Linked DNA regions of Homo sapiens: region 2 is linked to region 1. The links are chromatin contacts, found by Hi-C or POLR2A ChIA-PET in ENCODE. All regions are on one chromosome and are shown on one strand. The core of a region is the stretch at or near the end of the contact, and the rest is flanking DNA. Distances in the headings are between cores, read along the strand shown.

The links. Hi-C counts contacts between places; a loop is a spot of excess contacts on that map. ChIA-PET counts read pairs that join two places held with the same protein, here RNA polymerase II (POLR2A). Pooled maps may share reads with other maps.
Region 2: a map with no recorded cell type shows a loop between it and region 1 (2.5-fold over the local background). The contact joins the promoter of TUBB4A here to the promoter of RFX2-AS1 in region 1. A Hi-C loop is called at or near these places in 3 of 37 single-sample maps with no recorded cell type and 2 of 50 pooled maps. POLR2A ChIA-PET finds 5 or more read pairs at or near these places in 1 of 52 experiments (WTC11).

Annotation. Positions count from the first base shown.
Region 1 is chr19:6,060,057-6,066,160 of GRCh38, forward strand. RFX2-AS1 (RFX2 antisense RNA 1) reads left to right here and starts at 2,542. Exons shown (of 2, transcript NR_199041.1): 1 at 2,542-2,712. The region is part of intron 1 of RFX2 (regulatory factor X2); the gene reads right to left. RefSeq lists enhancers at 5,826-6,104, 5,842-6,104.
Region 2 is chr19:6,498,533-6,504,636 of GRCh38, forward strand. It overlaps TUBB4A (tubulin beta 4A class IVa), which reads right to left and starts at 3,777. Exons shown (of 4, transcript NM_006087.4): 1 at 3,624-3,777; 2 at 2,983-3,091; 3 at 2,755-2,865. The coding sequence starts at 3,680. RefSeq lists silencers at 3,294-3,403, 3,574-3,753, 3,764-4,033.

The sequences.
Region 1 (6,104 bases), core at 1,292-3,791:
CATTCTAAAATTGCAACTCTTTTGTCCCCCTTTTCTGACACCGCCTCTGCACCTCCTGGCTCTCAGCCATGCCCCTGCCATGCTGTCTCTTCCACTTCCTTCTACCCCACAACTCCTTCCCTGTGCTGACCTCCCCCCACTATCTCACATCCAGACTGTCTACATCCAGTTCCTTGCATCTTCAACTCCCATTTTCCCATTATCTATGATGGCTTTTGTGCTCCAACAGCAGAGGCGAGGAGCTGAGACAGACCCCAGCAGAAGCCTAAAATATGTACTCTCTGGTCCTTTACAGGAAAAGGCTGCTGGCCCCCTTCCTGAAGGTTCTAGAGCCTTCCGTCTCCCTCCAAGGACCCACCGATCAAGCCTGCAATCTGGCTTCTGCACAGGCTCCATTCTTTCAGCTTATAGACAAGCTCACATCACACCCATTTGAGGAGAACATCCACTGCCACTGAAACCCTGCTCTTTATCCTTTATCTTCTCTTGAGATATGGATTCTTTTTTATTTGTAAGTCCAGACTCTCAGGAGGGAGCCTCTGTCGTCTTCTCTCTGCATTCTCATGTCTGCCCACTGTTCTTCTTGAGGTCCTCACGGGGCAGTTTTCGGGCCTCCTCTGAACTTGTACTCTCTGCAGTGTTTCGTGTCGCTCCTCGAAGCTCTGTCCTCCCTCGTGTCTGGGTGCTGTTGTCATCTGGTTTCATTTTTCCCCCTAATGATACCTTCTCAGTCCCCTGCACTGGTCCCTGCTTGTCTCCCACCCTCGGCCTCCACCCTTGTGCCCCTCCCCTGTCACACTCAATGTGGACGACCTCCCGGCACCAGGACTCCCAGCACCACCCAAATCACCTGACTCCGGCTCCCTTCTCCAGCTGCCTCCCAGACCTCTCTGCCTGGGCGCCCCTCAGGTGCCTCAACAAGTCCAAGGGAAACTCTCCCCCCGCCAAAATTGCTCCTCTTGCGTTTCCTAAGCCAGGGGGCTGTTCAAGGCACTGGGCATCTCCCTGCGCCCCGGGACACGTGTCGCTGGTGACTCAGCCTGCTGTCTCCACCTGATACCATCTCTGCCTCCCCCTTCCTTCCGCTCCTGCTGCTACTATTTCAGTGAGCCCCTGCCTCCCTATCTCCTACCTGGAACCACCACATCCGCCTCCTAATTGGTCTCCCTGCTTCCAGCCTCTGCCCTCTCCCAGCCAATTTTCTTTCACATTGGGGTGATTCAAAAGATAACAATGTCTTCTCATTCCCTGGCTCAAAAAATCCTCCCAAGAATTTTCACCGCATAGACAGTGTGTGTGCTAAATCAAGGGATTAACTACCAAGGTGGGGGTTCCAGACCATTTCGATGTCGAAAAGGTCTGCTGTCTGTAGGATCCCTTCTTTAGAGGGTTGGAGCCTACCCTTCACACTTACAAGTCTGGCTGATCAAGACCTTGTCACCTGAAGACTGTCCGTAGGCAGGCAGAGAGCCCTGCCCCACAGAATGCATCCAAAGAAACGGAACATTTGGTTCCCTTCCTACTCCCGGCCCCGCCTCTGGATCTTACTGGGGAGTCGGCTGCAGCCGGGGGAAAAAGACTTTGCAACCTCCATTATTTATATAAATAAGAACAAATGCCAAGGGGAATGCCGAGTGGCTGGGAAGGAGGTATGACCACCCGGAGCAGAGGGAGGAGGCCAGGCTTCAGGTTCAAGTCCCAGGCTTGTCACTCGCTTACTGACTGTGGCAGTGGCCTTGGTTTCTTCATCTGAGAAAGGGGCTGGGAGGGGGAAGGGAATGATATAGCTGATGTGCCCACCCCGAGTGTGGATCCCAGCAGGTGCCTGATCAATGAAATATGTCCTAGGCAGGGGCGGGAGGATCCATTGAACCCAGGAGTTCGAGACCAGCCTGGGCAACATAGCGAGGCCCCATCTCTACAAACAAACAAACAAACAACAACAACAACAAACTGGGGGCCGGGGAAGGTGGCTGATGTCTGTAATTCCAGCACTTTGGGAGGTTGAGGCCAGAGGATTATTGAGGTCAGGAATTTGAGGTTGAAGTAAGCTGACTGCACTACTGCACTCCAGCCTGGGAGACAGAGGAAGACCCTGTCTCTAAAAAGAATAAACAAGTAACAAAACAAAACAATGAAAAACAACCAAAAAACCAAACTAGCCGAAAGAAAGAGGGACACAACCCCAAGGACAACAGCAGCGGCAGTAGCTGGTGGCCAGACCGAGCCCCAGACTGCGGGCAAAGCTGGTATACGTGGGGGCTGACTGACTCTGAGGAAGCCGTGACCACATCACCTCTGCTCTAGACACAACACACACGCAACTGAGGCTCAGAAAGGGCGAGCCATGAGCTGAAGGTCACAAAGCAGGAAGAGGCAGGCTAGACTGGAACTGGCTTTGGCTTGGGTTTGGCTAAGTCACTCCTTTAGGAGGAGGAAGCACATGTTTTTATGACTAGAGCCTCCGGAGCCACAGCTTCCCGACCTACGTGGAGCTTCCGTCTCTTTTCTGTATATAAATCGCTTCCCCAACCCCATGCCAAAGAGAACTCCAAATAACAACACAAGCTTAGCTTTTGCTTTAGAAGTTTCTAGAATTTAGTTGATGCTATTGGAGCTATCATGAACTGATACAGTCCCCGTGGGGAGTGACTGTATGAGCTCGAACTGGACTTGGACATTTCTCCAGCCCTCTGTGGTTCCAGTTGAGAAGTAAGTGCTCTTCATTCATTCTCAGTAACCAGGAGGAAAAGGTAAATCAGCGTGACTTAGAATGATCGTTCCCTCTGTCTATCCCCACAAGCAGTTCCCTGTGCGTTTAAAGCAGTGGGTTTTTCAGAATGTAAAGATCTGGGGGTCGCTCCCTGGCCAGTCGCGCATATTCAATATCTGCTCGTCCTTTCCCTCCCCTTCCAGAGACCAATGTCACCTGTCTGTCCTTTTCTGGTGCCTGGCCCTTGCTGGGGTCACCCACATCCCCTCCCGTGAGCTGCTGTGTCTCGTATCCCTCCTGTCCTGCCGCTCTCGCTCTTGCTCCTAGGCCGCCTTCTCCCTCATGCATCCAGCTACTTGGTTTGAAACTCTCCCCTGGCGCCTGCTCTGTGGGGAAAGCCGGGCTTCCTCTGATTCCGGATGGAGTGTTTAAATGAGATGTCCACACAACCCCCAAGGACCCTCTGATTCCAACGGAATTGGAGCCTACGCCTGCCAGACCCCCAGGCCTGAGCGCCAGCCCTTCACTGATCAGCTAGCCTCTGCCTGCAAGTCTAAGGTCTGCAGAATCGAGGGAGGCCAGCATGGCACACAGCGGTCCAGACTCGCAGTGACAAGGTGGCTGCAGTGCATGGAGGGCCACCGGAGGCTGGCACTGGTGTCTCCTGCACACAACGCAGGGAGGGTGAGGATGGGGTCCATGCACCTGCCAGGGTGGGGATGGACAAGACCCCTCCAGCAGGGCCAGGCAGGCTGGGCAGCCCTCTGTCCCTCAAAGTCCACCCGCCCATGACAGCTAAGATTAAAGTGACTGCTGCGTTGAAGAAGGAGGGAGGCAGAGAGACAGCAGCCAGCAGCTCCAAAGGGGATCCCAGGCAAGTGATGAGCAGTGGGGAAACCCTCTCTCCAGTCAGCTTGTCATGTCATACAGGCTTTCCTGACCTCAGCAATGCGGATATGAGGGGCAGGAATACACTCTGGGGTGGGGCCGTCCTGGGCACCGCAGGGTGCTGGGCAGCATCCCTGGCCTCCACCCACTCCATGCCAGGAAACCCCCCGACCCCTGTCTGACAGCCACAAATGTCTCCAGACATCGCCCAGTGTCCCCTGGGGGCAGGACCACCCCCATGGAGAACCACACGTCTAAGGCCACACCTTTACTCCACACAGCATTTCCAGATTCACCAAACCACTCTCCGTGCTTGTCCCCTCAGATTACTTCATGTCATGCAGCTGTTCACATCTGGCTTCTTGGCCAGCCAGCCCTTCTTGAGAAAACAAAGTCTGGATCTATGTCATCTCAGCAGCCCCCTCACAGATCCCTCACCCCAACCCCAGACCCTACGTAGCACATTGCCTGCAAAGATGCTCAAGACGTGTTTTGCAATGAACAAGAGAATGAGCAGCCCGCCTGCTCCGGGCTGCTCACCTGTTCTAGCCACCTTCACCATGTTGGCCTCCAGCTCCCGTCTTCAGCTGAGCACAGGGGCCTGTCCCAGGATTCTTGGAAGCGGCTTCCTAAGGCATCATGCTTTTGTGTTCTCCTTCTCTTACCAGCCTTTCTTTCCCTCTCACGTTTCTCTCCCTTTCTGACCATGAGCAGGGCTGCAGTGCAGCTGCTGATGGTCAAGATGAAGATGGGGAATGTGCCAGTGAAAACCTGGCATGCGGAGGCCTCACCTCACTCACCCTCTCCTGTCCCAGCTTCAAAATCTTTCAGAGCGACTCATGCTGCCAGAGGGTGGAGGAGTGGACCTTGAAATGACAAGTGACAGTTCCTCAGCAGTAGCATCTCCTGCTTTCTCAGCCTGGTGACCTGACCCGGCAGCACGCCCACTGGGCACCTGTGCCCACCTGGGGATGGGGTCTCGTCCTGCCTGTGTGACCCTTCCTCCTGACAGCCATCTCTAGAGACAGCCAGTGAGGGCAGGGCAACAGGCAGTGCATGTTCTTTCCACATCTCCATGACTGATTCTGGCCAGGAGGAGGCTGGCTTTCTGGATCCCACCAACATCACATAGGGGACCTTTTCAATCTACCTCCTACCTCCCCTCCAGTCGTGATTTGATTCTGGAATTTAAGAAGCGGAGAAAGAGCCTAGTTCAAATTCAAGAATTTCCATCTAAAACCACAGCATGGAGAGGCCCCTTTAAAAACCACCTAACCCAGCTCTTTCATCAAACAGATGAAGAAACTTACCTAAAGATGTTAAGTGGTTTGCCCAAATTGCAAAGCCTGATATATGGGAAAATACTTCCATGGGAAATAAGAAAATGATAAATTTAAAAAAAATTTTAAATGAGGCTCTAATTCCTGAAAAATGACTTACTTAAACTGGGGACTGGGCAGAAAATAATATTGTAGAAGGTAGAACAGCATTTCTTTGGGAGGATTTATCTTTTTAAGTATATAGTGGTCTTCTACCACTATCCTACAACAGGTTGCAGGACAAATAATGTATTTTAATCTTTGGGGGAGTCTTTGTGTAAGTCAGACCTTATTCATTTTCATTCCAACAACACTCGCAGCCATTGGATCCTAATTATCACATCTAATAAGGCTGATGGCTAATCAGCTTGCCTTTTTAAGAAAAAAAGGCCGGGCACGGTGGCTTATGCCTGTAATCCCAGCACTTTGGGAGGCCGAGGCAGGTGGATCATGAGGTCAGAAGATCGAGACCATCCTGGCTAACACGGTGAAACCCCGTCTCTACTACAAATACAAAAAAATTAGCCGGGTGCGGTGGCGGGCGCCTGTAGTCCCAGCTACTCGGGAGGCTGAGGCGGAAGAATGGCGTGAACCCGGGAGGCGGAGCTTCCTGGGCGACAGAACGAGACTCTGTCTCCAAAAAAAACACAAATGACATTCCATTATAAGTTTCTGCTGCAAAAGAAAGTTGGGAAATTTGTTTAGATACTTTAAATAGTCCTAAGATTAGCTGAAATGCCGGTAACAAACGTGCAATGAACATTTTCTTGGGGGCATTCAGCAACAAAGTGAATCGTCCTTAAAAAAAATCCATACAACTAAAGCGAGTCTCACCACGGGAACCACAGGAGCTGTTTTAGTGAGGGGCTGGAGTGTCTGTTACAGGCGGCACTTTTGCGGCTGTTGCTGCATTAGTCAGATTGCACTCGAGATGAATGAGGAAGAATAAAGTCTTCACCAAAAACCTGTCTTGGCTAACAGTTCTGAATTTATAGCCCTGGCAGTGGGGGCGGGGGCTGGGGGCGGGGCTGGGAGGAGGGGAAGAAATGTGTCACCCGCTCTGAATGAAGTTCAGGGGTGGTGTTTACCTAAGCAACAAACCCTTGTCAACAATCGCTATCTCTGGCTTGCCAGCGGAGGAGGTGGGGGAGTGAGGCTGTTTTGATCAAAATCCAACCTGTGGC
Region 2 (6,104 bases), core at 2,527-5,026, 440 kb after region 1:
TGCCCCATCCCCTCCCTCACTCTGCTTCAGCCGCAGCTGTTACTCCAGCTTTCCAGGTGTGGTCCTGCCCTGGGGCCTTTGCACTAGTGGCTTGGCTGCTTAGAATGCTTTCCCCCCAGGTATTCACCTGACTTTTTCCTCACTTCCTTCAGGTCTCAGCTCAATGCCACATCCTCAGAGAAGCCACCTCTGGTCACCCCCTCCCTCCTCCTCCCGAGCCTGGTGGTTTAGACTGCAGATTCTCGGGACTGACAAGACAAACTGTGTGACCTTGGACAAGTGACTTCCCCTTTCTGATCTGTTGGAAGATTTCAAAACATAATGATGCAGTTTTGTGGCCGTGGCCCATCATAGGTCCTTGGGAAATGGCTGGGTGAAATCAAGATGAAATGAGATTGGCCAAATGGTGTGAGTGATTTCAGGAGGACCAGAGGGCTTACAGTTGGGCCAAGAGATTCTATGGCCTCTGGGTGGCCAGGGGGTGGGAGGAGCATTAAAAGTGTGGGCTCAGACCAGGCGCGGTTGCTCATGCCTGTAATCCCAGCACTTTGGGAAGCAGAGGCAGGCAGATCACCTGAGAGGTCAGGAATAGGAGACCAGCCTGGCCAACATGGCGAAACCCCGTCACTATTAAAAATACAAAAAATTAGCTAGGTGTGGTGATGCATGCCTGTAGTCCCAGCTACTCGTGAGGCAGGAGAATCGCTTGAATCTGGGAGGTGGAGGTTGCGTCACTGCACTCCAGCCTGGGCAACGGAGACTCCGTCTCAAAAAAAAAAAAAAGCGTGGACCTAGTAGTCAGACCCTCTCCTCTGGCTCCTGACAGCCCCAGTGGCTTGCAGTGTGACTTTCTGCAAGTGACCTAACGTCTCTGTGCCTCTGTTTTCTCACCTGTAAAATGGAAGTAAGAGGCGAGTTGCGGAAAAGATTCAGAGAGGCAGGACAGGTCCTGCATTTAGCACGTCTTACATGCTGGGAGTATTGGAGGCGGGTGGAGCCAGGGTGGGGACATGCAGCCAGCTGGAGCCAGGAAAGCTTTCCCGGAAGGATTGTCCCAGGGTGTGGACACCCCACTATCTTCACATATGCTGTTGCCTCCGTCTTAAACATCTTTCCTCCCTTCCATGCCCTTTGGCCAGTCCAAATCCTACTCACATTCTAGACTGCAGATAGTAATGAAAACAACGACAAATGCTTATTTACCTCTTTCTCTGTGTCAGGCATTGTTCTAAACTCTACACATATTCATGACTTTAAGCTTCACAATTTTTTTTTTTTTTTGGAGACGAAGTTTCACTCTTGTTGCCCACGCTGGGGTGCAGTGTCATGATCTTGGCTCACCACAACCTCTGCCGTTCAAGCAATTCTCTTGCCTCAGCCTCCCGAGTAGCTGGGATTACAGGCATGTGCCACCATGCCTGGCTAATTTTTTATTTTTAGTAGAGATGGGGTTTCTCCATGTTAGTCAGGCTGGTCTCAAACTCCCGACCTCAGGTGATCCACCCGCCTCGGCCTCCCAAAGTGCTGGGATTACAGGTGTGAGCCACCGTGCCCACCCTGAGCCTCACAATTCTAATAGCATTTTAGAATCCCTGTTTTATTTGATCTTTTTTAGAGATGGGGTCTCACACCATCGCTCAGGCTGGAGTGCAGTGGCACCATCATAGCTCATGGCAGCCTCAACCTCCCAGGCTCAAGTGATTCTCCTACCTTAGCCTCACGAGTAGCTGTGACTACAGGTGCACACCACCTCACTCAGCTAATTAAAATTTTTTTCTTTTTGTAGAGACAGGGTCTCACCATGGTGCCCAGGCTGGTCTCGAACTCCTGACCTCAAGCTCTCTTCCTGACTCAGCCTCCCAAAGTCCTGGGTTTATAGGCATGAACCACCATGCCCAGTGAAATCCCTGTTTTAAAGACGAGGAGGCCGGGCAAGGTGGCTCATGCTTGTAATCCAGCACTTTGGGAGCTGAGTTGGGTGGATCGTTTGAGTCCCGGAGTTTGAGACCAGCATGGGCAACATAGAGAGACCCACCTCTCTACAAAGAAAACTAAAAAATTAGCTGGGTGTGGTGGTGCATGCCTGTAGGTCCAGCTACTTGGGAGACTGAGGCAAGAGGATCACGTGTGCCCAGAGGTGGAGGTGACAGTGAGCCGTGATCATGCCACTGCACTCTAGCCTGGGTGACAGCAGGACAGACAGACCCTGTCTGAAAAAAAAAAAAAAAAGAGGATTTTTGAGGCCCAGAAAGGCTGAGGAGCCCATCCTAAGTTATCCATCTGAATCAACCCCTGGCAGAGCTTTACTTATTTATCTCCTTTGTGGCCTATCACCTTCTACCAGAATGGGAGCTGCACTGGGGCAGAGAGGGAGCTCCGGCTGTTTGATTCTTACCTGGATCTCCAGCTTCTAGAACAGGGCCTGGTATGCAGTGAGTGCTCACTGTTTGTTGAATGCATGAAGTGGCAGAATTGGGATGTGCACCCAGGCAGTCTGGTTCCGGTTCAGACCGTTGAATTAAAATGCCACCTCCTCCAGGAAGACTTCCCTGAATCCTTCTCTGTATCCGCCCTCCTCAGGGCTCTCACAGTGGCCTGAGCATCCCCTCATCACAGCCCTGGATGCAGGGCTGGTGCCTGGTGCCCTGTCCACCCCATCTCTGGTCTGTGGGCCCCGGTGGTGGCTGTTGACTCTGTGGTGTTAGCAGGAATAAGGAGGTTTTCCAGCCTCTGGCTCCCTGCTGGGGGACTCACCAAACACGAAGTTGTCCGGCCGAAAGATCTGACCGAAGGGGCCAGAACGGACAGAGTCCATGGTGCCGGGTTCCAGGTCCACCAGCACCGCTCTGGGGACATAATTTCCTCCTGCAGGGAAACAGATGGAGGGCAGTTCGATGCGTGCCAGGAACCACAGGCGCCCGGTAGCATCCTGTTCCCTCCCAGCTGCCCCTTCCCACCTGGAAGGTGCCTCCTTCGCCCTACCTGTGGCCTCGTTGTAGTACACGTTGATCCTCTCCAGTTGCAGGTCACTGTCCCCATGGTATGTGCCTGTGGGGTCGATGCCATGTTCGTCACTGATAACCTCCCAAAACTAGAGAGAGAGGTGGTCGGAAGAGTTGAGAGAGGGGAAGCCGGTGGCCAAGCCGAGGACTGCCCCCAGCCCCCAACTAGCTCCCTAGCTGCCACCTCTCCCCCAGCAAGGTGAACGGGGGACCTAGAGGCATGGTGTCGGGGCGAGGATGAGGCAGCAAGAAGGAGCGGTGGGGGCGGGGTGCAGCCGAGTCAGCACCCAGCGGGGCCGGCTGGTGCCAGCGCACCCAGGCTGCAGCCCGGGGGAGGCACCGGGGCTCTTTGTGCGTGAGGAGGGGACAGTGGCCCAGCTGTGGGCCCAGCTGTGACAGGCGGACAGAAGGCTGGCTCCCACTCTCCGCAGCCTCTTTGTTCCCAGTCTGGCCCTGCCACCCCCACCCCGCGACCCTTCCCCCAAGGCCCCTGGGGCGCGCTGGCCTCCTGGGGACCTCATTCCTTTCCAAAGACTCCCAGGTTGCGGGGTGCTCCGGGGACCGACCCCGCGGTGCTCCCCGGGGCCGCCACTGCCTCCCCGGGCCCCGTTCCCCGAGCACCTTGGCCCCGATCTGGTTGCCGCACTGGCCGGCCTGCAGGTGCACGATCTCCCGCATGGCGGTGGCGCTGAGGGTGGACGCGGCGGCGGTGGCACGAGCGCGGGGAGCTGCGGCGGCGGCGAGGGTGGAAGATGCGGCGGAGACGGCGGAGCACGGTCCCTGCGCCCCCGGGAGCCGCTATATGAGCGGGCGGGGCACGCGTCACGGCCGGTCACCCTCCCGCTCCGCCCCTTGGTCCCGCCCCGGGATGATGGAGGGGGCTGGGGTGGGGGGAGGTGGTGCAGGGACCTCCCTCCCCAGGGGGCCTCCCAGAGAAGTCCGGGACGCCACGTGCTCCGACCCCTGCCTTGGGGGTGAGGCCCCTTAGGGAGCCACCAGTGCAGTCTCCCCCGTCCCAGCCCCCAGCCAGGCTTGGCCACCCGCAGAAATTGGGCGGAGGAAGGGAGGGGAGCGCCTGGTAAACAGGCATCTGAGAAGTCCTGCCCCTCCCCCTTAGCCTCCACCCTCCCGCCCCAGGCCTTGCCTCAGTTTCTCGGTCCGCAGCCCCCCTTCTCATTCTATTTAGACCTCATTCGCCAGAATCCTTGCAGTAACCGCGAGCCCTCCCAGTGGGCTGGGGGCTCCGGAGCGGCGATCTGGTTTGCGGGTGGGGGGCGGTAGGTTCCTGGAGGGCTTGTCCTGAAGCTGCATAGTAAAACCACGATTTTCCTCCCATGATTGGGTGCAGATGCTGGTGGGCTCCCCTGGTACACCTCTACTGGGCATTGAGCTCGTCCCAGGTGGGGTCACCCCCAGCCTGGCCTAAGGAGGAGAGTGGAGGAGTAAGACAGCTGGGTTCATATTGGGAGGGGGACAGTGAGTCCCCAGGGCTGCCTCGCTTTCCCAAAATAACACCCCTCCTCTCCAGTATTGTAATTTATCTTTATCTATATCTATACCCTTTTTTTTTTTTTTTTGAGACAGAGTTTCGCTCTTGGCGCCCAGGCTGGAGTGCAATGGCCCAATCTCGGCTCACTACAACCTCAGCCTCCCAGGTCCAAGCGATTCTCCTGCCTCAGCCTCCCGAGTAGCTGGGATTACAGGCATGTGCCACCACGCCCGGCTAATTTTTTTGTATTTTTAGTAGAGACAAAGTTTCTCCATGTTGTTCAGGCTGGTCTCAGACTCCTGACCTCAGGCCATCTGCCCACCTCTGCCTCCCAAAGTGCTGGGATTACAGGCGTGAGCCAACGCGCCCGGCCTATATATATATATTTTCGGACAGGGTCTTGCTCTGTCCCTCAGGCTGTAGTGCAGTGGCATGCTCATAGCTCACTGCAGCCTCAATGTCCTGGGCTCAAGCAATCCTCTCACCTCAGCCTCCCAAGTAGCTGGGACTGCAGGTGCATGCCATCACGCCTGGCTAATTTTCAAGATTTTTTGTAGAGATGGGGTCTCGCTATGTTGTCCAGGCTGCTCTCCAACTCCTGAGCTCAAGAGATCCTCCTGCCTCAGCCTCCCAAAGTGCTGGGATTCCAGGCATGAGCCACTGCGCCCAGCTCAGTATTATAATTTATTACCCACCATCTCCCTTGCCTCTGCATTTCCTGTAGCATTAGGTGTATGACCTTGCCCTGGTGCTCCTCTCTGTGTCTGAATTTCACATTTGCAAGTTGGGGTGGTGAGGAAGGCCCACCCTCCAGGGTCTGATTATGCGATGACCCAGTTAACAAGGTGGCGATAGTCTCCCCTCCTGCAGAGTCAACAATAAATTGTATCTTTCTCGAGTCTAAGTATTATCAGAGGCTGGACTGGACTTCCTGTGCTGCCCCTCATGTGAAGGTCAAGCCTCCTGGGGCTGCTTCCTTGGACAGCCTCCAGTCCCGCCCTCCCAGGAAGTCTCCTCCTCGCCTCCCATCCTTGACTTTCCCACTCAAGGACTTTGGTGTATTGCTGGTGGGAGGTGGGGTAAGCCATCTTGGCCATGTGGTTGGGACCTCACATTTGCCATGGCCACTAATTTTTTTTTTTTTTTTTTTTTTTTGACAGAGTCTTGCTCTGTCACCCAGGCTGGAGTGCAGTGGTGCCATCTCGGCTCACTGCAACCTCTGCCTCCTGGGTTCAAGCCATTCTCCTGGCTCAGCCGCCCCAGTAGCTGAGATTACAGGTACGTACCACCATGACCAGCTAATTTTTGTATTTTTAGTAGAGACGGGCTTTCACCATGTTAGCCAGGCTGGTCTCGAACTCCTGACCTCGTGACCTGCCCACCTTGGCCTCCCAAAGTGCTGGGATTACAGGCGCGAGCCACCGCGCCCAGCAAATTCTTTTTTTTTAATTTCTTGCCCTGTCATCCAGGCTGGGGTGCAGTGGCATGGCCATGGCTCACTGCAGCCTCGAACTCCTGGGCTCAAGTGATTCTCCCACCTCAGCCTCCCGAGTAGCTGGGACTACAGGCATGCACCAATATGCCTGGGTAATTTTTGTATTTTTTTGTGGAGA